Linked DNA regions of Homo sapiens: all the other regions are linked to region 2. Evidence: chromatin contacts called from ENCODE Hi-C or POLR2A ChIA-PET data. All regions are on one chromosome and are shown on one strand. The core of a region is the stretch at or near the end of the contact, and the rest is flanking DNA. Distances in the headings are between cores, read along the strand shown. Region 1 holds the start of CRLF3 (cytokine receptor like factor 3). Region 2 holds the start of NF1 (neurofibromin 1). Region 3 overlaps RAB11FIP4 (RAB11 family interacting protein 4).

Evidence for each region. Hi-C counts contacts between places; a loop is a spot of excess contacts on that map. ChIA-PET counts read pairs that join two places held with the same protein, here RNA polymerase II (POLR2A). Pooled maps may share reads with other maps.
Region 1: a map of gastrocnemius medialis shows a loop between it and region 2 (2.4-fold over the local background). The contact joins the promoter of CRLF3 here to the promoter of NF1 in region 2. A Hi-C loop is called at or near these places in 1 of 168 maps with a recorded cell type or tissue (gastrocnemius medialis) and 13 of 50 pooled maps. POLR2A ChIA-PET finds 5 or more read pairs at or near these places in 6 of 52 experiments (CD4-positive, alpha-beta T cell, HEK293, Panc1 and 3 more).
Region 3: a loop to region 2 is called in a pooled map, with 7 times the contacts of the local background. The contact joins the enhancer-like site here to the promoter of NF1 in region 2. A Hi-C loop is called at or near these places in 3 of 37 single-sample maps with no recorded cell type and 9 of 50 pooled maps. POLR2A ChIA-PET finds 5 or more read pairs at or near these places in 6 of 52 experiments (Caco-2, HEK293, T-cell and 3 more).

What each region holds. Positions count from the first base shown.
Region 1 is chr17:30,821,637-30,826,075 of GRCh38, reverse strand. CRLF3 (cytokine receptor like factor 3) reads left to right here and starts at 1,384. Exons shown (of 8, transcript NM_015986.4): 1 at 1,384-1,553. The coding sequence starts at 1,425. RefSeq lists an enhancer at 1,091-1,385 and a silencer at 1,093-1,472.
Region 2 is chr17:31,093,019-31,097,527 of GRCh38, reverse strand. NF1 (neurofibromin 1) reads right to left here and starts at 2,551. Exons shown (of 58, transcript NM_001042492.3): 1 at 2,159-2,551. The coding sequence starts at 2,218. It overlaps MIR4733HG (MIR4733 host gene), which reads left to right and starts at 2,038. Exons shown (of 4, transcript NR_186435.1): 1 at 2,038-2,301; 2 at 4,037-4,155. MIR4733 (microRNA 4733) reads left to right here and starts at 3,103; the gene lies at 3,103-3,178. It overlaps LOC124903974 (a long non-coding RNA gene), which reads right to left. Exons shown (of 2, transcript XR_007065704.1): 2 at 4,401-4,509. RefSeq lists silencers at 2,147-2,196, 2,237-2,306, cis regulatory regions at 2,162-2,472, 2,699-2,938, an enhancer at 2,541-2,558 and a promoter at 2,546-2,971.
Region 3 is chr17:31,492,507-31,496,502 of GRCh38, reverse strand. All of the region lies in intron 3 of RAB11FIP4 (RAB11 family interacting protein 4), which reads right to left. Among named protein-coding and RNA genes, the nearest start is that of MIR4724, 40 kb to the left of the region's middle. Within about 2 kb of position 1,325, at least 18 of the 41 ENCODE cell types and tissues checked have a DNase peak (open chromatin) inside an H3K27ac peak, as active enhancers do.

The DNA.
Region 1 (4,439 bases), core at 135-2,634, 270 kb after region 2:
TCTCAAACTCCTGGGCTCAAGCAATCCTCCTGCCTTAGCTTCCCAAGATTACTGGTGTGAGCCACCATGCCCTGCCCATAAGGTTTTATTACATACAGTCACACCTATTGTGACAGATACCTTCCGGTCTGGCAAGCCCAAGCCCAGCTTATTCACTACGGTCCTTACAGATAACACTTGCCAACACCCTTCTTGGACTTGTGCCAGAATTGCTGTCCTGCTGGTCATCTCTTGGGCCTCTCTCTTGGATCCCCCATTCGTCCACGAGCTTCTGGGTGGTGACACCTGGGTTTTGTTGTTGTTTTTTGAGACCGAGTCTCGCTTTGTTGCCCAGGTTGGAGTGCAGTGGCACAATCTTGGCTCACTGCAACCTCTGCCTCCCGGTTCAAGCAATTATCCTGCCTCAGCCCTCGAGTAGCTGGGATTACAGGCGCCCACCACCACACCCGGCTAATTTTTGTATTTTTAGTAGAGATGAGGTTTCACCAGGTTGGCCATGGCTGCTCTTGAACTTCTGACCTCAGTGATCCACCCGTCTCGGCCTCCCAAAGTGCTGGGATTACAGGCGTGAGCCACTGCTCCCCGCTGACACCTGGGTCTTAGTAAATTCCCCTAAGGCCTGCTCTGCTCTTAAGGACCAGGGCTTTTGTCATCAGATCTGGGCTCAAATTCTGCGGCTTGGAAAAGTCGATTCGCTATTTTTTAAAATTTTTAATTTAAAAAAAAGTATTTTTTATTTAGAGACAGGGTCTCGCTCTGTCGCCCAGGCTGGAGTGCAGTGGCTCCATTACAGCTCACTGCAGCCTCGGCCCCCGGGCTCAAGCGATCCACTGGGACCACAGGCGTGCTCCACTACGTGTTGCTAGTAGTAGCAGTAGTAGTAGTAGTAATAGTAATAGTAGTAGTATTTTTGGTGAGAGAGGGTTTCGCCGTGTTGCCCAGGCTGGGTCTCGAACTCCAGAGCTCAAGGGATCCGCCCGCCTCGGCCTCCCAAAGTGCTGGGACTGCAGGCGTGAGCCACCGCGCCCGGCCGATTCCCCCCTTTATCCCTCAATTTCCTCATCTGAGCAATGGAGATACAGGTAGGGCTGAAGGTCAGGCAAGAATGCGATGAGCTGTGAGAAGCACTTGGCAAGGTGCGGGTTATCAACCTTGCCAGGCCTCAGCACGTTTCCCAAGGAGGCCCAACCAGCGGCGCTGTGCCGCAGCACGGAAGAGGCGGGGTGAGCCGCGGGGCGGGCGGCGCTGGGACCCGGACGCCACCCGCGCGAGGCGCCGCCGTGCGCCCGTCAATCAAGGTCGTCGTGGGGCATGGGGCGGCGGGGCTGGGCGGTGCTTCCGCCTGCGCGAGGCCGCGCCGGGCCGCTTGGAGGCGCCCGGTGCAGTCGGGAACCCGCGCTAGGTTTCGCCGGCCGCGCGGCCAGATGAGGGGGGCGATGGAGCTGGAGCCTGAGCTGCTGTTGCAGGAGGCCCGCGAGAACGTGGAGGCAGCGCAGAGCTACCGGCGGGAGCTGGGTCACCGGCTTGAGGGGCTGCGTGAGGCGCGGAGGCAGGTCGGAGGGCCACACCCACAGGGGCGCTGTGGGCCCGGGGGTGGCGCGGATGCCGGGCGAAGGCTGGGAGGGCTTTGAGGGGTGGGACTGTCCGAAAACTCTGGAGTAGGGAAGAGGCATTCATTTGAAAGGAGACCTAATGGAGTCTGGGAACGGGGAAGGTGGGAGTTGGGGAGGTCGTAAGGGGAAGTTTTGGGGGTGGAGGGAGGGTGTGAGGAGCGTTCACTAAACTGTGGGGCAGCGATGGGAGTAGCGGTGGCCTCCGAAGTTTGGGAGAGTGAGGGACCAGAGCAGAATCCGAGGGGGTCATGCGGGTAGTGATGAGTCGGGGGAGGAGGAGACTGGTAAAAAACCTGCGGTGGGTAGGCGGGGAGGCATTGATTTTAGAGAGCCTGAGGAAGAGGTGGGACAGTGACCTGGGAGAGCTGAAAGTGGAGACAAAATGGATATTGGAAGGGGAGGACTAAGGGGCGAGAGTGAGGGAGAGGTAGGGATTGAGAAGCAGTAGCATTTGACAATAAATGCGGTTAATGCCTGAATAATATGTCATACGATCTTGAATGCTTTTTAAAAAATCATTTAGAGTAATCCTGTTCTAGAAGGTTTAAAATTTAAGGTGAAGGTGAAGCTATGTTGGAAGAGCAGAAGGAAAATGATTTCCTTTTCCTTGAGAGAGGGAATACAAAGGTATAGAGAAATGGAAAAATAGATTTTAAGAGAGGAGTGCTGAAAGGAAAAGCTAAATATAATTTCAAGTGGTGCAGTTATCTGTTTCACAGGGCAAGAGTTATCAAAGATACAGGAAAGCCATATGGTTTCTCTATACCCTCGAATATATATAGAAAAAGATATAACCCGCTGCCAATTGGCGATAGGACGGATAATCTTCAGAGTACTATTAACGCAACTGCTTAATAAGTGCTTTTTGAGTGAGTGGGATTCCATCTGAATTTCTCTGGGTCATACTTGATATTAATCTAGTTGGTCGTCTTAGCACTTCCTTGCTGCATATAACCTGAAAATGGTAGAAAAGTGCTGTGCTAACAGTGTCTTTGGATATTCTCATCATTAACGACTCAACATGTTTTGGGTTTTATATATATATATAAAACATATACAAACATATATAAGTATGTATATATATAATCTGTTTTTTTTGAGACGGAGTCTGGCTGTGTCGCTCAGGGTGGAGTGCAGTGGCACTATCTCGGCTCACTGCAACAACCTCCGCCTCCCGGGTTCAAGCGATTCTCCTGCCTCAGCCTCCTGAGTAGCTGGGATTACAAGTCTGCGCCACCACACCCGGCTAATTTTTGTATTTTTAGTAGAGAGGAGGTTTCACCAGGTTGGCCAGGATGATCTTGAACTCCTGACCTCGTGATCCACCTGCCTCAGCCTCCCAAAGTGCTGGGATACAGACGTGAGCCACCGCGCCCGGCCGGGTTTTATATATTTAAAAATATTTGTAAAGCCAGTGTAGGCCAGACATCATTTGCATTTTAGTGGCGAAACCGGAAGCAGAATCTAGATATGATTATGCTGATTTGGTGAATACTTTTCAAGGCCTTTCAATGCACTCATCTCTATTTCTCTTTGAAAATATCTGCATTATTCCTTCTGCTATTTTGAAATAGGGACTCTAGATGTAAGACATTGTATGAAAAGAAAGATATTAAAATACCATCTAACATTTCAGTCAGTTAAGATGTATTCTATATGACCATGATTATTGTTTTTGTATTAGCAATTAAGAATCAGAGTTGACACTAAATGAGTGAGTTTAGCACCTGGGAGTAATTAATTTCTCTTGATATTGGATGCATTAAAAAAAATCGTGATTACACCCTAGATGGTTCAGTATTCAATTTTCAAACCTGTATTTTTTCAATTTTATATCCAACAATTTAAATACAGGACATGCTTTTCTGTGGTTTAGTTTATTATGAGCTTTGTTTTGTTTTGTTTTTGAGGCCCATTGTCTTGGGCTTCAGACAGAAAACACTAAATGAACATCGATCACAATTAGGTTCCTGATGACATTGCCTTCTGACTAGACTGAGTAATAATGTAGTTCTCTTTTGTGAGTGTGAGTCTCTTTTGGGAATGTGTTTTGTGCCAGTGGCAGTTACAACAGCATCTCTCGAAGCTAACTCTAGTGGATTGTGCATGTTTGGGTTTGTGGCATAAGTCCTCTGTCAACTTGCATTTTAAGGAAGGTCTATGGTACAAAAATATTATCAAAGTAAGCAGCTGCTTTTGTTTGGTGGTTTGGATATTTTTAGGGTTCCAGTCATTTTCAGAATAACTGTAAAATATATGGCACTTTAGTCAAGGATTTTGCATGGGAGAAGCATGAGAAGAGCAGAGAGGAAGGGATGCCACCTGTCGTCTGTATTTTTTACTTGCTGATTTTATATCTTTTTGGCAGATGATTTCTTTTCTTTTTTTTTTTTTTTTTTTGGCGGGGGTGCGGACAGGGTTTTGTTACGTTTCCCAGGCTGGTCTCCAACTCCTGGGCTCAAAAGATCCTCCCACCTCTGCCTTCCGGTGATGGAATTACAGGTGTGAGCCACTGTGCTGCCTGGCATGTGACTTTTTTTATTGAGATATAATTCACACACCGTAAAAGTCATGCCTTAAAGTTTACAATTCAGTGGTTTTTAGTATATTCATAGAGTTGTCCAACCATCACCAGTGTCTAATTCAAGTATATATTCATCACCCCCAAAAGAACTCCTTAGCTGTCACTCCCATACCCCCTGGCAACCACAAAACTACTTTGTCTCTATGGATTTGCCTATTCTGGTCATTTCATATAAATGAACTCATACAGTATGTAGCCCCTTGTGACTGACTTCTTTGACTTAGAATAATGTTTCAAGGTTC
Region 2 (4,509 bases), core at 1,302-3,801:
GAAACACTTTCTTGCTTTACTGGGTATATAATCAAAATCATTCCTCCTTTTTTTTTTTTTTTTTTTTTGGAGACAAGAGTCTCGCTCTGTCGCCCAGGCTAGAGTGCAGTGGTGTGATCTCAGCTCACTGCAACCTCCACCTCCCGGATTCAAGCAATTCTCCTGCCTCAGCCTCCCGAGTAGCTGGGATTACAGGCGCCCGCCACCATGCCCAGCTAATTTTTGTATTTTTAGTAGAGACGAGGTTTCTCCATGTTGGTCAGGCTGGTCTCAAACTCCTGACCTCAGGTGATCCACCTGCCTTGGCATCCCAAAGTGCTGGGATTACAGGCGTGAGCCACCGCGCCCAGCCCAAAATCATTCCTCTCTTAAGTATCTTTTTCCAATATGGCAAATAAGCCTAGAGATGAACAGGTAAGAAGTAAAAAAATAAAATTAAGAAAAAACTGAAAAAAATTTTTAATTTTTAAAATTTAAGGAGAATTGCGGCGTGGATCCTTCAATTTCCTACATCCAGATTCTGCTGTCCACAAGGTTCAGCTTTGGAAGTCTTCTATGTGCCTTTTAAATCCTTTCTTAAAATTACAGAGTCTTTTCTACCAAGTTTTAAATCTAACGCTCTATCAATAATGTAATCTTTTATATGCAGTAACATTATACTTCAGATGGATTAGTAGTTTAGTTTAGATGCCTTTGGGTCTGGAAGCATACGAATGGATAAAACAATTCCTTCAAGTCTCTGACAGCTTCATAACTCTATTTTATCTACATAGCTTCTTCTCAACTTCCTCTGTCTATTCCAAGATATTTTCCAGGTAGGTCTGAAACGCTGAGTCCCGTAAAGAAATGTTTATGCATCAAATAACAGAAGAGCTCTTCCCCCACCCCTTCAGCTCCCATAATGTTTTACCATTATATCCAGTAAACAAAATAGGTTGACTCAATCTTAAACAATTCCCCCATCACAGGAAGCCCACTGCACCCACAGCTGCAGAAAGCATCCCTTAAACCATCCCCAACTACCTACAGCAACACAAAGTTAAACCAATTTCCACTGACAAAAGGCTATGTGTGCATTTATTCTAATCAGCCCCAGGATTTATTGTGTGAAACTCAGGCGATAAAAAGTCACCTCCTCAAGCTACAAAACTTTTTTTTCATCCCAAATATTCTCAATGAAAGTTCTCTTGTCAACCAGGAGAGAGTCAAAAACAACCACAAACACTAGCAGAATGATCCGCTCCAGGACCACATCCCAGCTGGCTTTGCTCTGTTGTCGGTGGCTCTGAAGCAGTTTCTCACTTTCCTTTCACCCTTCTCCCCTTTACTCCCCAACATTCTCACTCGAGAATGCATCACATCCTCAGACCGCTGGCAAAAAAAAAAGGGGGGGGGGAAGAGACTGCAATTATCAAGGAAGGGGAAGATATTTCAGAACCACGGTTTCCACTGCAAACGGCAATAAAAAAAAAAGGCAGTCTGTGTCATCAGGATATGGGGGACGACGTTGTAGGGCATCACAAAGATGTGCAGTGAGTGTGCACTTGAAGCTCTCGGGGCAGGATGAGACGATGGAGCAGAAAGTAAGAAAACCTGTGCCTTCCTTGCTTTCTTCTGCTCTTCCCCCTCCAGGAGAGGAAGCTGAAGAAACTGGGGGAGGGGCGGAATGTTATCGTTCTCCTATTGAGGGTATATAAGACAGGCCTTAGGGTTCGCTCGTCCCCAGTTAGGAGGGTCACGGAGGGAAGAGGAAGAGAGAACCCCTAAACGTTACCCACCTCTGCTCAAAAACAAAAGTAAGGGGGTAATTATTAAATCCAGATGGCGCGCCCCTAAAGGCGCCCCCAGGTCACTCATCCCCATTTCCAAGCGGAAGGGCTGGGATAAAGGGGATGGAGGGTCGGAGGCTGGTCAGGGACAAGGCCCCACCCCCCGACTTAGGAGGGAAAGGGTGCCCAAGCTCCCAGCTGTCCCCTCCTACCCCTCACCTCCCGCCTTGGCCACCCCCACTTATCCCCCCTTCCCTTCTCTTCCCTTCCCTTCCTTTCCTCCAGAGCCTGAGGCAGCCGCGGGGGAGGCGGCCGCTCCTACCTCCCCTCACCTACTCTGTCCCCACCCCCACTCCGCTCCCACCTCCCGCCCGCCACGGGCCGGTTACCTGCTCGTCGAAGCGGCTGACCACGGCCTGGACCCATTCCACCGGCCTGTGCGCGGCCATGTCCTCCCCGCGGCCGGGGGGCGGCGGAGGGAAGGGTGGGCCGGCGCCCTGGGCCGGGAAGAGGGCGGGGAGCGGAGGCTGAGGTGAGGGAAGAGGCAAGGAGAGGGTCTGTGGAGTGCAGGCTCCCAGTGTTCCCACGGGGGTGGGGATGGGGGGTCAGCGCCGAGCGGGAGGGGGAGAGGGAAAGGGGGCGTTGGCAAGGAGGCTGGGGGGAGGGGGATAGGGGAAGGGGACCCGGGGAGGGGAGGGGGCCTCTTGGTCGCTCTCCCCACTAGCGCCGTCTCCCCACAGCCATCACAGTCCGAGACGCCGCCATGACACCCCACCGGAAGTGGGATCCTTTCCACGGCCCGGGGAGAGGGAGCGCGAGCGAGCTAGAGATTGAGAGCGCGGCTGGGAAAGGGGAGGGGGAAGCGAGAGGGAAGGCGGCCTGCCGCGCATGCGCCCGCGCCGGCCGGTTTCATTAATGAAAAAGCGAGTCCTCCTGGAGGTGACGTCATCTAACTCCTCTGGGCCGTCTGGCGAGCGTCCCTCACCGCCGTGGGGCTCACCTAGACTGGCGCTGGGCTCAGCTGGCGAGTGCCAGAGCTGACCCGGGAGCATCCACTCCCATCCCCACCGCCCCCTACAGCTGTCCCCTCCCCCGCCGGCCTCCGGGTTTGGATTGCTCCCGGAGTTGGAAGTTAGGGCGCCCTGGGGCTAGCCTTTCTCCCAGCGCGCGGATCTCTGCCGCTAATCTCCTGGGGAGGCTGTGCTCTCAGCTTAAGCTCTCAGAAAAAATAAGGTACACGACCTCCGATTTTCAGGTTCTTCGTAGCTTGGTAGACTGCTGAGAAACAAAAAAGGAAGGCCAAAGAGAGATTCCGTGATTTTTTTTTTTTAGAGGTCGCTTAAATCCCAATGCTAGACCCGGTGGCAATCAAGGTCTAGCCACCAGGTCTAGCATTGGGATTTAAGCCCAGCTTTCCTCTGCAAAACTCATAGCCATCCAAGTTAATATAACTATTGCACAGTTGATGAGAGATTCAAGTTTCACCACCCTCAAAACACCTTTAAGGCCTTGCATTCATTATTAATTCAATATATTCATCGTCTTATTTAAATCCTTGAACAAACCTTTTCAATACATATCATTAACTTCATGAACTGATGAATACGTCACGTCCCCACCCCCGTGGGAACGCTGGGAGCCTGCACTCCTCCCTCAGACCTTTGATTTGCCCAAGGTCTGAGTTGACAGGTGGCAAAGTCAGGATGTAAACCAACGTGGTTTAACTCCTAGAACAATAGAGGTAGACTATGGGTCTCCTAAAACAAAGTCCTTCCCTATACCTCCAATACCAGAGTTGAAAGGATTTCATGTGTAATTGGGTTGTGCCAGTTTTCCAGGAAGAGGATTACATCCAAAACAACGGATAATCTATGTCTGACATTGGACTTTGGAATGACTAATTTTTTTTTTTTTTTTTTAAGACAGAGTCTCACCCTGTCACCCAGGCTGGAGTGCAGAGGCGCGATCTCGGCTCACTGCAACCTCCGCCTCCCGGTTGAAGTGATTCTTCTGCCTCAGCCTCCCGAGTAGCTGGGACTACAGGCATGCGCCACCACAGCCGGCTAATTTTTGTATTTTTAGTAGAGACGGTGTTTCACCATATTGGCCAGGCTGGTCTTGAACTCCTGACCTCATGATCCGCCCACCTCAGCCTCCCAAAGTACTGGGATTACAGGTGTGAGCCACCGCACCTGGCCTGGAATGAGTAATTTTAAAATTTGTCTTCCTCGATACATTTTACCTAGGCAAATGTTTTTGTTTTTCAGAGACAAGGTCTGACTCTGTGCAGTGGAGTGCAGTGGCTCAATCATAGCTCACTCCAGCCTCAGACTCCTGGGCCGAAGTGATCCTCCCACCTCAAGCTCCTGAATAGCTGGGACTACAGGTGAGTGTCACCCTGCTTTGGCTAATTTTTTTTTTTTTTTTTTTTTTGGTAGAGACACAGTCTTGCTATGTTGCCCAGGCTGGTCTGGAACTCCTGGCCTCAAGTGATCCCCCTGCCTTGGCCTCCCAAAGTGCTGGGATGACAGGGGTGAGCTACCACACAGGCCCCTAGGCCAATGTTAAAATGAATTTACACATTCCAAGCACGCGCTAATCAGCCAGTTAAGCCACACAGACACTGGGTGATAAGGGAGAACAAAACTAGAATTTTAATTTTCCTACAGAAAAGCCACAAAGCCAGTAGCCCACATACAGAGAGATATATCCTTGAGAAAAGTTTCCAATCTCTAGGTTG
Region 3 (3,996 bases), core at 76-2,575, 400 kb before region 2:
GAGTCAAGAAGCCCTTGGAACACCAGTTTCCCTCTGCTCCCTTGGGAAGGCCAGTGACCCACTCCCAGCCCTCATTTTCCCTCTTAACCCAGATGGAACGGGGCAGACCTTAGATGATACCCAGCAAGAGAAACAGGGAATGTTGCCTTGCACACAGCCATGACAACTGTGGAGCCACGATTCATATGTGGTGGGAGGAAAATCCCGAGGCTCAGAGAGGTCGCTCTACTTTGCCAAGGCCACACAGCTGGCGAGCCATAAAGCTGGAATCTAAGCCCAATCCAAGGTTGTCCCCTTGAACCACATCAGGGTCCCCTCATATAATCTGCCACCACTACAAGGTGGCTCCACCTGCATCCTTGGAGGAACTGGACAAATTATATAAGTTCCCCAGAGGTTACCTAGTTTCTATTTCATTAAATCTGAGACACCTCTGATTTTACAATGCACCGTTATTTCAAGTATGCCAAGAAAAAGGCGCTGTCAAATTATAATAATCCGCAAATGTGCGACACATTCCAATTTAAGATGTTAAATGGAAAAAAAGGAAAGGAAAAAAAGAATGTGCCTTAGAATCCCAGAAAATACCATGTAAGTGTGAGTAGGGAACAGGGATTCAGTCACAGTTCCGCAGACTGTGTGTGTGCAGTGAAGGGCAGTCAACAACTCCACACAAGCACATGAGCACACACCTGCTGCTATAAAATCCTTCTTTGCTAATAACTGATGCAATCGTGCAGATAATCATACAAAAATGTGTTGGCCAGACCTGCCTTGTCAACAAGAACCCTCATTTCACCAGGAGACCATCAATTCAAGGTTGCCTAACATCAGTCAGACGAGTCAAGCATGGTGGCTCATGCCTGTAATTCCAGCACTTTGGGAGGCCAAGGTGGAAGGATTGCTTGCGCCTAGAAGTTTGAGACCAGCATGGGTGACATAGTGAGACCTCATCTCTACCAAATGAATAAATAGCCGGGAGTGGTGGTGCACCCAGCTACTCAGGCAGCTGAGGTGGGAGGATCACTTGAGCCCAGGAGGTCGAGGCTACAGTGAGCCAAGATTGTATCGCTGCACTCTAGCCTGGGCAGAAATGCGAAACCCTGTCTCAAAAAAAAAAAAAAAAAAAAAAAAAATCAGTCAAGTGGAGGCTGTCCTGCCCACCTAACCAGCCAGGCTAGGCCAGGCTAGCCAGCTTCGCCTGAGTGGAGCTATAGACCTCTGGGCAGCCAAGCTGGATGACTCTGTGGTTAACTACCAAGGGCAGTCACCCAGTGTGGCTGGGCGGTGGCACAGCCTGCACCTTTTTGTCTGGCTTTTCTCCAAATCTCCTGGGGCTTGTGGCCAGCCAGAGCCTCAGCATTTTAATAAGGCAGATGCTGGGGGCTGGCAGTGGCAGATGGGCAGCACTGCTCCAAGCCAGCTTTTCCAGCTAGGCACAGGTGGATGGACAGGCAGGCCCTGGCTGGAGGTGAAGGGCAGGTGGGCCGAGGTGTGGAGGGCCATCCTCCCCTTGGCAGGCCAGCCACAGCCTGGCAGTGTGAGCAGCCTCTGGAAGGACAGGCTAGGTACAGTCTCCCTCACTGAACCTGGGGAGAAGTCTGTTACCTCGGAAGCTGCTTGACATCTCATTCACAGACTGCCACACAAATGCTAGTCACTTCACCCCAGACCCAGAATCTGTATCTGCAGAGCCCGAGCAAGGTTTGTTAAAAACACAGAAGCTGGCTGGGTGCAGAGGCTCATGCCTGTAATCCCAGCACTTTGGGGGGCCGCGGTGGGAGGATCACCTGAGGGCAGGAATTCGAGATCAGCCTGGGTAACATAGTAACACCTCATTTCTACTTTTTTTTTAAAAAAATTAAAATTAAAATTGAAAAAAAAGATTTAAAAACCCACAGAAGCTGAGGAAGTAGAGTTTTGCTTCTCTTGCAAAGGCCCTTGAGTAATGGAGTTTTTCCGCTGCCACCTTCCTGTTTGGGCCATGACACTCCCCGGCAAGACATTCTGTTAGGTGCGAAGGTTATTAGTCACAACAATCAAACCAGCTGAAGCCTGCAGGAACTAAGAATAACAGCTCACCCCAAAGCACAGTTTTAAGTGCTTTTCATACATTTACATATTTGAGCCTTACCACGAACCCTGTGAGGGAGGTACTAGCCTCATCCTCTTACCACGAACCCTGTGAGGGAGGTACTAGCCTCATCCTCGTTTTACAGGTGGGGAAGCTGAGGCACAGAGAAATTAAATAACTTGTCTAAGATTCCACCAATAGCAAGGGGCAGAGCCAGGATCTGAACCCAGAGACAGCCTGACTCTGAAGGCATTTTGGTACTAAACTGGCCTGCCTCTCTAACCATCTAACCGTCCACGAGTGTCAACTAAGTAAAGGCCAGAACCTAGACTGGGCATCTTAAATCACCATGGCTCATTTTATTTTCACCATCACCCTGCGAGGCAGGTGCTATTATCAACCCCATTCTACCTGTTGGGCACCCCAACCCTCAGCCACCCCAAAGCAGGGGGGTGGATGAACAGGATGCCCCATCTGAATGCTGCCTGACACGCAAACACACACGTGTGTGCACACACACATATACGATCTGGGGCCCTAAACTGGACAGACTAAACCCAAAGCTGCTGCCCAAATGTGGGAGTGACTCCCTGGGGTCCTTAGGACCCCACAGAACCATGCTGCTGCCTGCCCACAGGCAGAGGGAGTGAAGAGTGAGGCCAGGGAAAGTGAAATCAGAAGGGTGAGGTCGCCTGTCCAAAGTTCCACAACTAGCGAGCAACAGAGCCAGGATCTAGACCTAGAAGTTTTCTGGCGCCCATTTTTTCTCCTTAAGGAAACAGGCATTGGGTGACAAAGCGTGGGATGCAGGTGTCTGTGTCTTAGGTAGGCATTTCTTCCAGGAAAACGAGGGAGCAGGGGGCAGGGACTTGCTGCTATTCTCGCTCCTATTCTAGGAGGGAGACTTGAGTCTGGTGCAGAGGGTAGACACCCCTCAGCTCCCTTACCCCAAGTTCACCGGAGCAGCAGCAGCTATTTGAAATGTGGGTTCCCTTTCCATGGTATCAGGCTTGCACAGCGCAGGGGGGTGGGGGGTGACCACAGATGACTAAAGAGAGAGAGCCCGCCCACTCTCCCACACTCCAGTTCTGTTTAGGCCTTCCTCTTTCTGGTACCTCAAAAGAGAAAGGCTCCCATGAGCAGAGCCACAGATATTAATAACTTCTACAGAGCTTTGTTTTCATCTGAATTAATGTTTACATTGTTGGGAAAGAACCCACTTGTCTGGGAAGATGAAGCAGGTTAGATCAATTAAAAATGTGACCAACAGTTGGAAAACTTCCCATTTCTTAAGGTCAGTCAAGAAGTGGGTTTGGAAGTGCTGGCATGACTAGCACTGGCCTGCTGGGCGGTTCTGGGCTGGAGGTCACTCAGACCCCACAGCTCTGGGCCATCACAGCCACCCCTCTGACCTTCATACGACCCTTGTAGGCTGCACGTCCTTCTGGTTGCCTATGTTCTCCTCCCCGTCTCATCTCCTTTCCAGGTCATGCGAAAAAGTGAAGAAGTAACCACCAAGGTTGTCTGGGTGCTCAGGGGGGTTCTGAGAATCTGAGCTCTTGTCATCAATGCTCTTGAGGGGGGCTCAGCTCCTGAAGCACCAAGACGCTCGGGACCCCTCTGAGCAAGGCCAGCTGGGCGCCCCCAGCATCCACTCAGCCTTGAATGGGGTCCACAGAAGCTGGCCAATGACAAATTCCATTCAATTAACAGTATTATGATGAAGCTGCAAACACTTGGGGAAGGACTGCCATGTGTAGTCAGACACTTGGCATGAGATAATGAGAAAATAGCTCCAAATGAAAACAGATAAGGGTGCAGTCCAGGCTTCTGGGGGCACCTTCTCTGCAGCCTGCCACCCAGTGTGGGCTCCAGATCATGGTGCTTGGAACCGTGGTCAGGCCCAAAGCTACAAATCCTCC